Linked DNA regions of Mus musculus: regions 1 and 3 are each linked to region 2. Evidence: chromatin loops called from intact Hi-C (ENCODE). Cell type or tissue: heart. All regions are shown on one strand.

Region 1 (4,000 bases), 400 kb after region 2:
CACTCCCGCACACTGCCACTTCCTTTACTTTAGGCCGTATCAGTAGACTTTTGAGATGAACACTCATATAGGCAACACAAGGGAATCATGGTCCTGTATTAGCGTTCTGACGTCATCTAGTAAGATTGTGGCTGGAGAGACACAATGCATTGCAGCCAGCAATACCGTGAATTGTAACTCTCAACAGTAAGGTGGGCTCTGGCTCCTAAACAACACAAAGCAAAGCAAGATTTCTTTAAGTGCCAATTTAGAATGGCTGAGACCAAAGGTTGATGAGCATGCAATATAGTCGAAGTACATCTGTCGTTTTCTCCAGGTGGGATTGTAAAATGTTAGCTATTTTGTATGTTTCACAATTCCTTTACAAGTTAAACATGTGCCTACTCTATGATCCAGCCCTGTGTGTTTTCCCAACAAAAGGAAAAAAAAATGTCCATACAGAATTGGATACTTAAATGTCCCTGTCTTATTCACAGTAGCCTAAGCTGAATTGCCATCAGTACTGAGTGGATGCAGATAATACGATATATCTGTGTGAAAGCGTATCACTCAATGATGACGTGCAGAAGGGATGAGCTGTGTGGCATATAAACAGCACCAGACATAGAAAGCCGTCAATAATAATAATAATAACAATAATAACAATAAAAACCAGCTACACATATACCCTTACTGTGTGGCAGTCCATTGTAGAAAATGAAAATCGGGGAGTCCTGGCCGCCTGGGGACAGAGCAGGCAAGGATTGGCTGTGAGAAGGAAACCTTGGGGATGACTGATGGAAATCTGTGGTTGCCATGGTGCTGCTATCTGTGCTATAATCATTTGCTATAATCTCATGAAATTGTCAACTGTCATTTGAGGCAGTTTGCCACCGTTCGTATCTTTTACAGCTGAAGAGAAAAGGGCGGGACAGCCATCTTTTATCAAGTGTCAAAAATAAGCCACTGTGCTACCAGTGACCAACTCCGTATGTTCCTGACACTGTAGCTCACCTAGATGAAGTACAGGGATTTCTGGCAAGGTGTTGTATTGAGTGAGTTCAAGGAACCTTGCAGTAATTTAACAAAGTTTAAGGACAAACAAAGTCTTAAGGGCATTAACCATCAGTCCAAGACCATGAAAATTTTTATTCCCTTACAAAATGTTTTCCTCCCAGACAGCTCTTACGTATTACTATGTCCTTTAAACGGATTAATAGCAGAAAATTTAACAAGTAATAGATGTAAAAAAAATCATGTTTAATATACTTAATTAGTCAATTCATGACACACATAAATACTAGTTCTATTTAACTATATTATAAAAAAAAAAAAAACAAAACTCTGCTATCTCAGGTTTTAGGATAAAGTCCAGAAAAAAGGCTGCTATATAAACTATAATTTAAAATATAACTACAATTTCTAAAAAAATATTCTGAGAGTATATCCTCTGCAATTTCTGAAATTTTCAAAACTATACTTTTATAAGTAATTGTCTCTTACTTGCATGTATTTTCTTTTATTTGCATATATTTTAACTGCCTGTTTTCCTGTTGTGACATTTTCTATCATTTTACTAGTGGATTCCCAGGAGACCTTCTTTCTGCGGTCAGACTCAAGGAGAGTAGTCAGTGTGACACTTAAGTGTAATGAGCACGATATTCAGGAAAATTCCTTAACTGTCATTTGTGTTTCTACACACAGGCTGAGATCAGCTCCATACAAGAAAACAAAGACAGGCTGAGCGACAGTACTGCAGGTATGAACAGGAAAATCGCCTTTCCTGCCTTTGACCACATTTAATTTCTTACATGTTTACATAAGGAGAGCAGCGTCCAGTCAAGCCCTCTGTGTAAGGTCATGAGAACCAGCTCATGCCTGTCCCAGGACTGCCAGCAGCGCACAGGCGTGCTTTCTCCACTAGGAGGGGTTTATATGTTAAAGAACTAAGCCAGCAGTGCACAGGCGTGCTTTCTCCACTAGGAGGGGTTTATATGTTAAAGAACTAAGTTTGAGTGTAAAAAAAAATTCCATCTTCAGTTCTCACTTCCCATTAGTATTTTCTCTAATTAAGAATGCGGCAGTAAATAGTGTTGGCAGAGTAGCAGCAGTGCCCGGAGGACTCAGAATTTCCTGTCACCTTACGATTGTAGACAAGTTCAGATACCAGTTACTGTACCTCCCACTAAATGCACAGCAGTTGTTGGACCTGTTTTCAGTCTTAGTTATTTAGTGTGTCAAAAATAAGCTATCAGATTGCTATAGCCTGTGTATTTCATCTTATGCATTTACAGTTTGGGGGTGCAGGCCACAGGTCTCAGGCTTATAGCATCTCACTCTCATTGTACCCAAGCAGCAAGGTATATCACCAAGACAGAGGGGACTCTATAGCCCTGCTGCTCCCACTAGCTAACTTTAATTCCCACCGTGGGCTCTAAGTACATTTAGGTAAAGAAAGTGCCAGTAAGTCAAATGCAGTCGCAATGGCTTCACCAACACAGGGGCTAGTCAGTGGTGCCTTTTTTTAAAATCATCTTATTTATTTACATTCTAGTCCAATTGTGCCTTTTAAAGATCTGTCCTAGGACCCCAATTCTGAGGCTAGCCTGTGCTGTATAGTAAAACCCTCTCTCAAAAAGAAAAACAAAAAAAAAAAAAAATGAAGAAGTCCCTTTTAAAGGAGATGCAGATAGATACCTATACCCACTGTGTTGCAAAGAATATATCTTTAGAATTCTATTGAAATGAGTCTATAGGATTTCCAAGGTCCCCTTTTCTCCAACATTCACTTTCTTATAGTGTATGTTCTATAAATGTGTGGATTTGTGGACTTTAGAAATTTAATTTTCTGGGGCTGGTGAGATGGTTCAACAGTTAGAGTACTGGCTGTTCTTTCAGAAGTCCTGAGTTCAATTCCCACACGGTGGCTCACAACCATCTGTAAGGGGATCTGATGCCTTCTTCTGGCCTGCAGATTTATATGCAGCAGAATACTCATACACTAAATACATTTTTAAAAAAAAGTTAAATTTTCCAAATCTTAATTAATGTAACTGAGTAAATGTTCCATTGGATACTTTTAAAAGAATCTATTATATTGTAGAAGAAACTTCAATTTCAGTTGCTTAGGATTGTTCTCAGGCTCTCATTATGTTAGTTCATCTCCCCCAAAATGAAGACCCCACCCCCACCCCCAGACTTCATGTCAGAGGGACTCAGAGAGCATCACCTAGTACCAGACATGAGAAGAGAGGGACTCAGAGAGCATCACCTAGTATCAGACATGAGAAGAGAGGGACTCAGAGAGCATCACCTAGTACCAGACATGAGAAGAGAGGGACTCAGAGAGCATCACCTAGTATCAGACATGAGAAGAGAGGGACTCAGAGAGCATCACCTAGTATCAGACATGAGAAGAGAGGGACTCAGAGAGCATCACCTAGTATCAGACATGAGAAGAGAGGGACTCAGAGAGCATCACCTAGTATCAGACATGAGAAGAGAGGAACTCAGAGAGCATCACCTAGTATCAGACATGAGAAGAGAGGGACTCAGAGAGCATCACCTAGTACCAGACATGAGAAGAGAGGGACTCAGAGAGCATCACCTAGTACCAGACATGAGAAGAGAGGGACTCAGAGAGCATCTCCTAGTATCAGACATGAGAAGAGAGGGACTCAGAGAGCATCACCTAGTATCAGACATGAGAAGAGAGGGACTCAGAGAGCATCACCTAGTATCAGACATGAGAATTGAGGGACTCAGAGAGCATCACCTAGTATCAGACATGAGAAGAGAGGGACTCAGAGAGCATCACCTAGTATCAGACATGAGAAGAGAGGGACTCAGAGAGCATCACCTAGTATCAGACATGAGAAGAGAGGGACTCAGAGAGCATCACCTAGTATCAGACATGAGAAGAGAGGGACTCAGAGAGCATCACCTAGTATCAGACATGAGAAGAGAGGGACTCAGAGAGCATCACCTAGTATCAGACATGAGAAGAGAGGGACTCAGAGAG
Region 2 (4,000 bases):
CTCCTCGCAGCACCCCTCAGTTCCTTCCTGGCATATGCTCCAGCCCCCAACCCTGAACTTTCCATCCCAGACCTGGGCTGCTCTTCCCCAAGAGGCTCTTCTCTATACAATCCAGACATTTTAAGCTCCCCATTCCTCCTCTTCCTCTTCCTCCCCCCCCCCCTATGACCTTTCTTTCTCTCTCCTTCCCTATCCTTCCTTTCCCCATGGACACTTCCCTGGTCCTTAGGGCCAGTGAACTGCTAGAGAGGAGCTTCCCAATAAACCTGCCTTTAATATAATCTAATCTGGCTTGAACTGGCTCGTTTCACACGCAGAAAAATAACCCTAACCTATCAGTTTTGTTTTTAAAGAGAGCACGAATCAAAGATGGGAATAATTCCTTTTACGGGGCAAACCAAAAACACACTCTTGCAAGTGATACTAACAGTGTTTGTTGTGATTTTGGTGAAAGTTGTCAGAATTAAGAGTCAACTGAAGAAACTAATCACACTGACCCACCCTCATCTTCAATTGGAGCATTTTTACATTGTGACATAATCTTAAATGTTACAGTACTGTCCTCAGATATGCTTGTGAGAACTAAAAGAGTTAAATATAAATATGCCTAGACACCCACTCCCGTCCCACTTATTGTCAAATTTACTGTCGTCCTGGTATCTACCAGGCAATATTAGTAAGGGGCTGGTTGGAATGGATTCTCTGAGCTAATACAGAAGGAATGCCTTCAGATTTGGTTCAGGGTTTGTGACAGTTGCAAATACCAATGTACAGTCGGATGGAGGTGCATGCCACCAAGCATGCAAGTGCTCAAAACTGATACTGTTAACAAATTGGTCGTTTGTCTACAGAGCACTAAAACAATGTTTTCATATGGCCCAAAGTAAATGAGGTGATCTTGAAGCTGGAACTTGGAAATACCAGCAATTAGAGAAAGGTTAACCATGGTCTGTGAATGGCTTTAGAGCATGGGTATATCACATATCAAAGGGTCAATGACTCTATTCCTATGTGAAGCTTTTCAGTCTATCTCTTGCACTAGATTCTCGTACGGTTCAATACCTCCAAATAATAAAGGCAAATCTGGGGGGGGGGGAATCAAGCAAATTAAAAGTCTTAAGAAGGAGTCAGAGAAGCTGGGAGAAATCGGGCAGGAGGGAATGTCATCTCGCAGCACCGCAGGGCTCACCGCAGCGGAAGGGCTCCAGCAACACGTCCGCGCGTGCGCACATGCGCCGCAACACCGTGACTCCCTGAGAGCGCTTCAGGTCCAGCGCTAGCGAGCGCTTGCCTCGGGCCAGAAAATTCTCGCCCGTGGAGCCCAGCCGGTTCACGCGCACCACCTCGGCGCCGAAGTCCGCCAGGACCATTCCGCAGAACGGCCCCGGGGCCAGGCCTGCCAGCTCCACAACCCTGACGCCACGCAGCACCATGGCCAGCCTTAGGGTGAGAGCGGAGCGGCTCGGCGCCCGAGCCACAGTTTATCTGCCCCGCCCCCTGCACCCCGCCTCGCCCCGCCCCGTCCGGGAAGGCTGCGCGCTTGCGCACTTCCTGCCCACCCTAGCATTGGATCAGTTGGTTTAGCTGCTCAACTTTGGTTTAGGTCATGAGTTGTGTCCTTGACCCCATGTTGTGCGAGTCCTCTTCGGACACTTTCATCGAGCCACCTGAATCGCTACCCTCACCCCCCAGTAAGTGATTAAAGGCACTCAACTCCTTAGATCAATGTAAGAAGGCAACCACTGGGTGTCTCCCTCGCCGCCCTGAAAACTAGTTGTCATCCTGCAACTGTTTGAAACCTCTCCTAGATGCCCATAGGGCCAGGGGTGTAGACCAGTTGCTAAATCCGTGCGCGGAGTCCAGCACCGCTTAAAACGCCGGTGTTGTGCACGCGGATAATCCCAGCATTTAGAAGAGTCTGGGATATCAGAATTATTCATCTCAGGTTAAATGGGAGAGTTTTAGAAGTCAGTTTGGTTTGTCAGCTGTCAGTTTTACGGACAGTTACAATTTTGAGTTAGAAACTTTTTTCAGCCTTTAAAATGCAACAAAATAATCACAAATATTCCATCCTCATTTACAGGTCCTTTTTCCCTTAGTAATGGGGGGAGCTTGCAGGTAGCCAGATGCAGCTCTAGGAAACTGAATAGAGCCAGACTTGAATGCTAGAAATCTCCCATACCCATTCTTAACAAGTGAGGAAGATAATAAAAGCAAAGGCGAAATGCTACATAGTTGTAGCCAAAACACTTTTAACCAGCTACTGAGTTTTAAGATATTTCAGGGAAAGGGGTCTGTGCTCTCTCAGAATGAGCAGCCTCGTGGTAAAGGCAGACAACTTCCACATGGTCCCTAATGCTCTCTGCTTGTCTGATGCTGTCTCAAGTGCCTACCCTTGCTCCAGCCTTGTTCTGTCCTATTATTTCCTTTGCATTTTGATAAACTGGAATGGAAAAATCTCATGGAAAGGTATGGCTGACTTCCACATGGAGACATTAACATTTTATCAGGGTTGCTGCCTTTCTATTTTTCTGAAAAAAAAAAAACAAACAAAAACAAAAAAACAGTGGTACAGATGTGGCTTGAATGACTTAAGCTTACATACAGGATCATGTACACATGAATCACAAGTCTTAGCCAGCATAATGTTTTACAAATCCTCCCAGAGTAGTGAGTTATCCAGAAGCCCCCCGCAAAGCAGACTGTGTGATAGGAGATCTCAACACTGCAGATCTTTTCTCTGGCCAAAATTCTCTTCTAAAAGCTAATCAGGGGAACAATCATATGAATTATGCATAGGCAATTGTGTCCAGATATTTTTAAAATGAGGGATATTCATGGTGCATTATTTGTAATAAAGCCTGGAATTTTTGGCATGTGGCACACAACTGTTATCCCAGCCCTTGGAGGGTGGAAGAAGAGCCATCAGGAATCCCAGGTCATCCTTGGCTATACAGCAATTTCAAAGCTAGCCTGGGCTACATGAGACCCTGTTCCAAATCAATAGCAACAACAACAATGACAACAACAATAACAAAATATATAGACGCAAACAAAAAACCTCCTAAAGCAAAAAGATTAAATAAGTAAGAAGCTTTAAATTTTTAAATTTTATTTTGTAATTGGTACGAGTTTTTTGCCTGCATGTGTGTCTGTGCAGTGTAGGCATGCCTGGTGCCTGCAGAGGCCAGAAGAGGGTGTTGTATCTGAGGGCAAGATGGCTGTAAGGTGACACGTGAACGCTGGGCAGCAAAAGTCAGTCCTCTGGGAAACAGCCAGTGTTCTTAACCGCAGAACCGCTTCTCCAGCCCCCAAATTATGTTACTATCTGTGTCAACTTATAGCAGGTAGCATAATGGTGTTTTGGTGGCAAATTTAATCCTTTTTCTTTATAGATTCTGGGATGGGGAAAGCTAGGCAAAAACCATCTAGCACCTTCTATAACACTGTGGCATATTAAAGTTGATTTGTGAACATTAGTCAAGTATGATAATAGAGAAAATAATATCATTTTTATTGAAAACATTTAAGACATGTTGTTATGGATCTCATAAATGGAATACACTTTACTTTGCATCCATTTGTCTGCCTGTATTTAATTAAGTTTACAGACCATTCAATATAACACGGTGTATATAAAAATTTGGGTATAATTCCCAAATTAAAAAAAATGTGATAACTTCTGTACTATATCAGCCTCATCTTACCTCAGCTTGTTGTACAGAGTCAAGAGAGCTCTACCACAGCCCCAGGAATGCAATGGCAAAGAGAAGATGTGGCAAGCCAGATGGGAGAAAAGTTTATATCTGCAAGTCTAAGCCAGTAGAACTCAATATTATCTACATGGGGTTGTTTGTTTGTTTTAAAAGAGGAGCCAATTATTTGTGAGCATTGTAAATAATTGCCCTATCTGAAGGTTACCTGAAATGACTAAATGTATTTTATTAATGAGTATAAGAATAAAACCCACTAAACCAAATGCTATTTCCCAGTTTAGACT
Region 3 (4,000 bases), 84 kb before region 2:
TTCCTTCCCCTCCCTTCTCCTCACTTTCCCTCCCTTCCCTCCCCTCCCCTGCCCCTCAGTGGAAATCCACAGAGAAATTTCTTCTTCTCTTAAAGAATCAACCACTTGTAAGTGTATTAATGAAGACTGATGGAAAGATTAATGCTTTTAAAAACTGAAGGCATTTTTAAATCGAAATACATCTGCATGATTAATAAGTTTAGTGGACTTTAAAGCTACTTTTGAATATCAATTACTCTCAGCATATCCCCCAAAGGTCACTAGGGAAAAGAGTCACAGCCCACTTTCCAGAGCAACAAGGCAGGCCCAGCAGTGTCTGCTGTACACCAGGATGAATTTTCCCTTACAAATATGCGAAGCAAGCAGAGCTGGAAAGCTCACCCAGGAGAATGTGTCTTTGAAGGAAATCATCTCCGCATGCCCAGGGAAGTGCTGGTGGGCTTTGTTTGTGCTGCCCCAGAACAGGGACCTTTCACAAAGGCACTGTTTTTCAAAGAACAACAAAAGCTGCTATTTTAAACTTGGGGGCTTGAGATGGTATCTGGACCATTTACACAAACAAGTGCTGGCTGATTGACATCTAACCCCAGTGTTTGCCTACTCTGGCTTCCAAGTAAAGCAAAGGGAGAGAGGGATTTTCATCTGGTTGCTCTCTAAGCCACCGCAGAGGAATTCTTAGGCAGCATTTCACTTTGCAGCGTGGGCAAAACACACTGCTAGCAATCCCTTAAACGTGGACAAGTGCGTGTATGCATGTGAGTGTGTGTGTGTGTGTGTGTGTGTGTGTGTGTGTGTGTGCGCGCGCGCGCGCGCGCGCGCACATTATCCCTGCTATTGCTATCATTCTATGGCTGCATGATTTTAAGTAGGATACCTGGCTCAAGAATGTGCTTCATAGTTAAGCTCATAAGGTCCCCAAGTTCCAGTGTCCCCATTTGTAAACTAGGCATGGTAGCCATAGTACCAGAACCCCAGAAGGACATTGTCAGTAGTGGGAGGGGCTGGCAGGCCATCCCGGAGCTCATACACTCCCCATCTCTCCAAGCCTCCCAGCCCCCCTGCTCTGACAACACCTTGAAGTTGTAGTCCTCTCTGAACATGAAACTCTTCTAGGTTCAATTTCAAACAAACAAACAAACAAAGGCAACGGCACCACTTTGGCCTGGGCATTACGGATGAAGATGATGACGACCCCACAACAATACTAATAGGAGGAGTGAATTCCAATATAAACCATCTTCACGGTCTCCCAGTGCTTTCTTTCAGAATACACGCATGCGTCACTAAATTTAGACAGAGAAAAGTCTTTTTTTTTTTTTTTTTTCGAGACAGGGTTTCTCTGTGTAGCCCTGGCTGTCCTGGAACTCTGCAAAGCAAGACAGACAACCGGGAGTCCCCAGGAGGCAAATTTCTCCCCAGTAGGAATGTCATTTGAAAAAAACAAAACCCTAAATCTTTCCAGGAAACCAAAACACAGCCAAGTGTGCTCAGCAGGAGGCCAGAATAAAATTTCTACCTTCCAGACTTAAAATGAAGTTTTAAATGAAGGAAACATTTGCCATGACTGTCCGTGACCAGCTGGGTCTCTTTATTAAAAATAATTTCCCATGTCACAGTCTGCAAAGGGGGGAAGCGGAAAGTGGAGGGGAGGGGCTCGGGGAGCGAGCGTACTCTTGGGTCTTTCCAAGCAGGGTGTCACCCCTGAGTGTGCACCCTTAAGCCCTAGGAGAGAAGGAAATCCGAGCCTGAGCACACAGCAGTTTTCCTTAGACAGGCCAGAAGGCTTAGAGTTCAGCCCTGCCTGGTGGGGGAAGGGAACAGACCAAGTTCCACTGTCCTACTCCACTGTTAGAAAAACAAATAAAGAAAAGCCACTAACCTTGCCTCGGGTCTGGGAAGCGAACCGGCCAGGGCTGAGTTTGTCTCCCGTGGCAAAAAGCCCCAAAATTAATAAGCTGAGCCACGATCGAGAGCTTGGCCAGCCAGCTCCCCCGAGCACATGGCATGGTTCAGTTGTTGGGGAGAAGAAAAGTTTTAAAAGTTTTAGCTCTCAGCTGCAGATATCCAGTCCTCGCCTGTGTCCGCACAGAAAGACGCCCGAGAACATGGTCCAAGCATGGGAAGGGAGCGGCCCGCAAGCTGACCAGGAGGCTCTAGTGGCTTTTTGAAGCCGATGGGACCAGAGAGCTTTTATTCTCTCCCTGTCCTGAAAGGGGAGTGAATGAGCTGACAGCTTCTTCTTCCTGCGGGCCAGAGCATGGACTGGGTCAGAGCCAAGGGGCTCAGCCCACCCCAGATCCCCACCCCTCTGCTTCCCCACCCGACAGGCCTCCAGCCAGCTAACACATTTTCCTTGGGGACGCCCTCCTCCCTCAAGCTCCTCCCTCCGGGCTCAGAGCCTGGGCATGCGGGCCAAATAGGGGAGACCCTAGACAGCTGGCCAGGAAGAAACTAGAGTAAGAGCCGTCAGAGGCTCCTAGGACAACACGCCCCCCCCCCCATCTCCTTTACACAGGATGAAATGTACTTACAAATAGTGAGTTATGGGCCAGAGGGGACCCTACTCAGCATCCTTCTTAGCTCCTCCCAGACCCTGAATGTACCCTATTCTGTCAAGACTCCCCACCCTCTAGCAACCTCTGTGCTCTTCTTCCAGGGCAGGCTAAGATTTCCACTTAACAACTAATAAGCAATTTTTTTCTCTTTGCCAAGTCACACAGGAAATGATCCAAGCTAATCTGCTGTCTTGACCCTGGACAAGTCTCTTCCTCTGCAGGAAGGGGTACGTGGATCAAATGCTTGAGAGGCCTTCTGTGGCTATAGGTCAGTGCCTGCTTTCTTTTCAAATCCTACCCTCTCTCTGTAATACCTCCACCAGCAGCACACTAGCAACATGCAGAAAGATTTCAGCCCCAACAGGGGAAGGCCTTGAGCATAGGCAGTGGCAGCTGCAGCAGTGTGTGTGTGTGTGTGTGTGTGTGTGTGTGTGTGTGTGTGTGTGTGTGTGTATGAGTGTGTGTGTGTATATGTGTGTGTATGAGTGTGTGTGTGTATGTGTGTGTGGTGTGTATGTGTGTGTGTGTGGTGTGTGTGTGTGTATGTGTGTGTATGTGTGTGGTGTGTGTGTATGTATGTGTGTGTGGTGTGTGTATGTGTGTGTGTGGTGTGTATGTGTATGTATGTGTGTATGTGTGTGTGTATGTGTGTGTATGTGTGTGTGTGTATGTGTGTGTGTGGTGTGTGTGTGTGTATGTGTGTGTGTATGTGTGTGTATGTGTGTGGTGTGTGTGTGTATATGTGTGTATGTGTGTGTGTGGTGTGTGTGTGGTGTGTGTGTGTATATGTGTGTGTGTATGTGTGTGTGGTATGTGTGTGTGGTGTGTGTGTGTGGTGTGTGTGTGTGTATGTATGTATATGTGTGTGTGGTGTGTATGTGTGTGTGTGTGGTGTGTATGTGTGTGTGGTATGTGTGGTGTGTGTGTGTGTGTGTGTGTGTGTGTGTGTGTGTATGTGTGTGTGTTTGGAGTATCCATTCAGATACTCACTTTCTCCTCATTGAGAGAATGTCACAGAGCAGGAGTTACCAGGCATCTTGAGAATGATCCAGGATAACCCAGCCAAAATTCTTTACCTCTGGGTTGAAACAAACACCCCCCACCCCCCAGCCCCCCCGCCGCCCTTATTCCATTCAGAAGGAATTTGGCCTCATGTATGGAGGGCTCTTTGGCTGACAGCCAATCACACACCTTCAGCAAGATGTCTGGCTACTAGGTGATCTTGCATTGGGTCAGGGCAGCCACACCATCCCCAGGGACCCAAAATGCAAGGCCCTAGATGGAAAGCCCAAAGGACTCCACACTGGGAAACATAGCTATCAAGACTTTCTGAGGGACACTGGCTCCTGTGTTTTGCTAGTGGAAATTTACAAACTTACTGTCTTAAAACAACACAGATTTATTGTCTTAAGTTCTGAAGATCTGCAACAGAATTCACTGGGCTG

Evidence for each region. Hi-C counts contacts between places; a loop is a spot of excess contacts. Peaks named below come from ENCODE experiments on the same cell type or tissue, not always from the same donor. Only the 100,000 strongest peaks of a DNase experiment are listed, where the experiment ranks them.
Region 1: it touches region 2 in a loop (2.8-fold over the local background); 1 of 42 quality-filtered maps calls a loop at or near these places.
Region 3: it touches region 2 in a loop (2.5-fold over the local background); 1 of 42 quality-filtered maps calls a loop at or near these places.

The regions. Positions count from the first base shown.
Region 1 is chr15:10,581,520-10,585,519 of GRCm38, reverse strand. Rai14 (retinoic acid induced 14) reads left to right here. Exons shown (of 18, transcript NM_001166408.1): 13 at 1,684-1,738. Among named protein-coding and RNA genes, the nearest start is that of Gm10389, 17 kb to the left of the region's middle. In heart, a CTCF peak has its summit at 1,938; no DNase peak of the experiment used is centred here.
Region 2 is chr15:10,979,243-10,983,242 of GRCm38, reverse strand. It overlaps C1qtnf3 (C1q and tumor necrosis factor related protein 3), which reads right to left. Exons shown (of 6, transcript NM_030888.4): 6 at 3,081-4,000. Amacr (alpha-methylacyl-CoA racemase) reads right to left here and starts at 1,487. Exons shown (of 5, transcript NM_008537.4): 1 at 1,190-1,487. The coding sequence starts at 1,433. It overlaps Gm34315 (a long non-coding RNA gene), which reads left to right and starts at 1,610. Exons shown (of 3, transcript XR_383838.4): 1 at 1,610-1,691. In heart, a CTCF peak has its summit at 1,723; a DNase peak (open chromatin) is centred at 1,502; H3K4me3 peaks cover 1,674 bases; H3K27ac peaks cover 1,561 bases.
Region 3 is chr15:11,063,037-11,067,036 of GRCm38, reverse strand. It overlaps Adamts12 (a disintegrin-like and metallopeptidase (reprolysin type) with thrombospondin type 1 motif, 12), which reads right to left and starts at 2,264. Exons shown (of 24, transcript NM_175501.3): 1 at 1,880-2,264. The coding sequence starts at 2,006. In heart, no CTCF peak of the experiment used is centred here; DNase peaks (open chromatin) are centred at 1,756 and 2,356; H3K4me3 peaks cover 2,216 bases; H3K27ac peaks cover 3,017 bases.